2 separate regions of the Homo sapiens genome follow, and region 1 is linked to region 2. Evidence: chromatin loops called from intact Hi-C (ENCODE). Cell type or tissue: CD14-positive monocyte. All regions are shown on one strand.

Evidence for each region. Hi-C counts contacts between places; a loop is a spot of excess contacts. Peaks named below come from ENCODE experiments on the same cell type or tissue, not always from the same donor. Only the 100,000 strongest peaks of a DNase experiment are listed, where the experiment ranks them.
Region 1: it touches region 2 in a loop (6-fold over the local background); 2 of 110 quality-filtered maps call a loop at or near these places.

Annotation. Positions count from the first base shown.
Region 1 is chr4:168,508,931-168,511,430 of GRCh38, reverse strand. PALLD (palladin, cytoskeletal associated protein) reads right to left here. Exons shown (of 22, transcript NM_001166108.2): 2 at 1-8. All of the region lies in intron 1 of LOC107986198 (a long non-coding RNA gene), which reads left to right. Among named protein-coding and RNA genes, the nearest start is that of PALLD, 13 kb to the right of the region's middle. In CD14-positive monocyte, no CTCF peak of the experiment used is centred here; a DNase peak (open chromatin) is centred at 1,460; H3K27ac peaks cover 1,517 bases.
Region 2 is chr4:168,449,030-168,451,529 of GRCh38, reverse strand. All of the region lies in intron 8 of DDX60L (DExD/H-box 60 like), which reads left to right. Among named protein-coding and RNA genes, the nearest start is that of DDX60L, 30 kb to the left of the region's middle. In CD14-positive monocyte, no CTCF peak of the experiment used is centred here; DNase peaks (open chromatin) are centred at 1,229 and 1,629; H3K27ac peaks cover 1,716 bases.

The DNA of each region.
Region 1 (2,500 bases), 60 kb before region 2:
ACTGTGTTCTGAAAGACAGCATAGAATGTCATTAGTAGCAATGATTTTTTCCCCATTTTAATCATAAAACTTGTAAGTCACAAATTGGGAGAAACATTAAAGTGAATGAATATAAGTTTTCTTTATTTTACAAGTTGGAAGAAATATCAAGTATACTTGTGTTGATCATTTTATGATTTTAATACATGCCCTGTGAGTGCTATCAAATATCTCACTAGGCAGTATTAAATCATTCAAAAAGATGATGTGTGCAGTAGGCACTATTAGTAGGATAGGGCTCACAGTCAGCCCCCCGCCCACCTTACTCAAACTCTAATTGATTAATGTAATGAGATCAATAGAATATTGATATTTTTAGTAAATCTGACTCTGATTATCCAACCCTAAACCACAAAATGCATTTTAAGGATTCCAATTTTCATTTATTTATAGTTTTCAGTGAAATCTTTGAAACTTTATTGTCTCCAGTTATGTGCATTCATATTCATTCACTCAACAGTCCAACAGATGGTAATAATCACTTATTAAATTTCAGGTGCTGGAAGTACAGCTGTGCTGTATGCCAGGGATGGGCAAACTTTTCTGGAAAGGGCCAGATGGTAGATACTCTTGACTTTGTGAGCTGTTCAGCCTCTATTATAATTACTCAACTCTGCATGAGCATGAAACCAGCCAAAGATGATGGAAATGAATGAGCATGACTGTGTGCCAATAAAACTTTATGGACACTCATATTTGAATTTTATATCATTTTAATGTGTTAAAACTATTATTATTTTGATATTTAATTTTTAAACAATAGTTTTAAAATGAGAAAAACATTCTTAGTTTGCAGGGCATACAAAAAGGGTTGGGATGGATTTGGCTCAGGGGCTGAAATTTGCTGACCCTTCATCCAGACTTACAGCACAGTTATCATGTTCAAGGAGTTAAAAGTCATGGGAGGTAGTAAAGTGGAGGAGATAGAGAAGATATTAAACAAATAATATGTTAATAATATAAAATTTTGATAAGGCTTTTAAGGAAAGTGAGAAAAACCTGGGGGCTATGAGAGTCTAATCTAATCTTAAAGGGCATGAGATAACTAGAGGCCTGGCATAGAACACTTACATGGGAATATCAGCAGAATTAAATAAAAGGTATTTCATTATCTGTAAGCTATTACAGCTTTAAATTCCACTGACATTTTGAACTTTATATTGTGAAGCAATGACTCCTTGTTACTCTAAGTGTGCCATTCTTTTGCTATATATTGTTCATAGAGTACTGAGAGGGACGATCTAGAAAACATCAGCGGTGATGTCTGCCACAAGACTGAGTCTAGGAGTGAATAATGGAAGCTTCCTGGATGTGGTGAACCTCAACTTTCTACCTTGTGTCAGTCAGGAGTAAACTTGGTGGGACATTCCCCAGAAATGGTGTGTCTTCAGAGGACTGAATTGAGTTGCTTGCGTAGAAGTATCTTCCCATCTAAGAAAATCTCTAATTTCAAAATACATTATGCAAGAGTCGAGGGGGTTGTAGAAATCCAGCTCAAGAGCCTACTGCTTCACTGGATGCAGTGAGTCATAGACCTGCTGTTTAACAGAGGGTAGTTAATCAGAGATCCTGAAACTCAATGTTAACATACCCCATCTTCTTAAGTGGAATACTGTACTTTTGTCTTACATGTCTTCTTAGAAAGATAGTTACTTTTTTTGTGCCTGAATTATTAGATTCACCACATGCTAGCCCTACTCTATCTACTGAACCATATTTCGCACTCTTCTTCAAGTAAATCCTTAATCCTTCAGAGGGTGTCATCATTCTCCCTGACTTTACTAACCCAAATATCACTCTAATTCCTTTGTCCAGTCTGTGCTGCAGGATAGAAACATCCTGACTGGTCTCCAGTTATTCAGATATGGCTCGTATATGAGGAACAATTATATTCAGTGTATTTTTAATACTTGAATGTATTTTCTTCATGAGAAACAGGCAGTTAAAGTATGATTTTGAAAAGGCAAAGGTATAGTAATATATAAAAATCAAATAACATGTATTTGAGCTTTTATTTAACAATTGAAAAAATCAGTAATATATTACAATTATTTCAAAGGAGACGCTGAAGATGAGACACATGTAGGCAATCAGGCATGCTGATATGAAGTTGGTAATAGATTTGAAACTGGTTAATATCTATAGAGCAATAAAATACAATGTTTGGAATCATAAGAGTGGAAAACTATAGCATTTCTACTAGAAAAAAAATCATTTGTATATCTATGCACCAGTATAATTTGCATTGTTTTTAGATTTTTCCAACTTACAGAGTTGTAAAATTGTAAAGACAATAAAAGGCATAGACCCCTGTGGAATTAGATGACCCTGGAACGTCCACCAGAGCCAATCCAGCAATGGTACTGGGTGTCTATTGCAAGGACACCCAGTACCATTTTGTATATTGCAAAACGTTTTATAGTTTGTCCTACCAAGGCAGCCTGGTTTCTCTCAGTAATGA
Region 2 (2,500 bases):
GTCAAAGATACAAGAGTTCTTTAGGCTTTGAAACTGACAGGGTTAAGGAACAGGATATGAGGCAGAAGGGAGAAGGAAGAGTCAATGATGACTTTCAGGTTTCTGGCTAGGCCAACTGTATGGATGCTGCCACCGAAAGAAGAACATTCTGAAGAGGAAAACAATGAGTTTGGGAAATAGTGAGTTTGAGGTGGTGGCAATGAGACTTCCAAAGGAAATATGTAAAAGGCAGTTTAAGTATTCTTTAGACTGGGAATAAAAATTTGGGACACATCAGCCCATGAGTGGTTCTGAATACCATACCAGTTATGTGTTTTTCTAGGTAAAATGAGAGGACATCTAGGTTCAGGGTCCAGAGATATTCCAGAATTTAGTGGTCAGGTAGAAGCTTAAGAATTAGAAAAAGACACTGAAAAAGAGTGGTGAAGATAGATGGTAGAAAATCTGGGAGAATATGATATCTTAGAGTTCATATGAATCATATTTCAAAAAGAAGGAAATGGTTTATTAGTGTCAAATTCTGCAGATAATATGAGGATGTTGACAAGAAAATTCAGTGACTTTAATTTAATTGCATGAAAGTCAAGGCCAATTATTATTGTTGTCATTATTATTATTGTTTTGAGACAAGATCTTGCTCTGTTGCCCAGGCTGGAGTGCTGTGGCATGACCATAGCTCACTGCAGCCTCGACCTCCCAGGCTCAAGTGATCCTCCCACCTCAGCCTCTCTAATAGATGGGACTATACGCCACCATGCCTGGCTAATTTTATTTTTTGTAGAGGCAAGGTCTGGTCATGTTGCCAAGGCTGGTCTTGAATGCCTGGGCTCAAACAATCCTCCTGCCTCAGCCTCACAAAGTGTTGGGATTATAGGCATAAGCCATGGTACCTAGCCAAGGCTAATTATTATTAAGAGCTGTTTTGGTAGAGTGATGGGGTACAAAATCTATGGAATATTCAACAATAGTGAGTGGATGGGTATAAAATAAAGGTAGTGGAGGCAACTCTTTCCTTGGAGTTGGTCTTAGTTCATCTGTAATCTTTTTTTTTTTTTTTGAGGGAGACCAGAGTTTTATTATTATTCAATTCAGTCTCCCCTGAGCATTTGGAGATCAGAGTTTTTAAGGACAACTTGGTGGGTAGGGGGAAGCCAGTGAGCCAAGAATGCTGATTGGTCAGGTCAGAGATGAAATCATAGGGCGTTGAAGCTGTCTTCTTGCACTGAGTCAGTTCCTGGATGGGGACCACAAGATCAGATGAGCCAGTTTATAGAGCTGGCTGATGTCAGCTGATCCATCACGTGCAAGGTCTGCAAAATATCTCAAGTACTGGCTTAGGTTTTACAATAGTGGTTTTATCCCCAGGAGCAATACTGGGGAGGGTCAGAATCTTGTAGCCTCCAGCTGCATGACTCCTAAGCCATAATTTCTAATCTTTTGACTAATTTGTTAGTCCTCCATGGGCCGCCGAGTCCCCAGGAATGAAGGGGGTTTGTTTTGAGAAAGGGCTGTTATCATCTTTGTTTCAAACTATAAACTGTAAACAAAGTTCCTTCCAAAGTTAGTTCAGCCTACACCCAGGAACAAACAAGAACAGCTTGGAGGTTAGAAGCAAGGTGGAGTTAGTTAAGTCAGATCTCTTTCACCGTTTCAGTCATAATTTTGCAATGGTGGTTTCAATCCCTACTTCTGGGTTTTATAACCTCTTTTTTTTTTTTTTTTTTATTTTTACCCACATGTTTATTTTATTTTTATTCTATTTTCATTATTTTATTTTTTCACCATTGCTTCTTGCAGCCTACTCTTTTCAGTTTCAGCCTCTTTCTTAGTCAAGCACATCATTTAGTAATTTTTTTCTTTTTTCTTTTTTTTTTTTTGCATTTTTTTTTTTTGTTTTAATGTTTTTTTTTTTTTATTATACTCTAAGTTTTAGGGTACATGTGCACATTGTGCAGGTTAGTTACATATGTATACATGTGCCATGCTGGTGCGCTGCACCCACTAACGTGTCATCTAGCATTAGGTATATCTCCCAATGCTATCCCTCCCCCCTCCCCCGACCCCACCACAGTCCCCAGAGTGTGATATTCCCCTTCCTGTGTCCATGTGATCTCATTGTTCAATTCCCACCTATGAGTGAGAATATGCGGTGTTTGGTTTTTTGATCTTGCGATAGTTTACTGAGAATGATGGTTTCCAATTTCATCCATGTCCCTACAAAGGACATGAACTCATCATTTTTTATGGCTGCATAGTATTCCATGGTGTATATGTGCCTCTTAATCTTAAGGTCTTGGCTAAAGAAGATGGAAAAAGGGCAAAGACCGCTCTAACTTCTTCCTGCTCACCAGGGGTGTAGTGGGGGTAGGTGTTGACCCCAAAGTGAGAGGAATGGAACCAGTTTGCAACTGTCTAAATGTACTCATGCAGGCCTGGCTGGGATCCCAGGACCTGCATGACAAAGGTGTTAGTATTGTCATCTATAGTTTTAGTACCACAT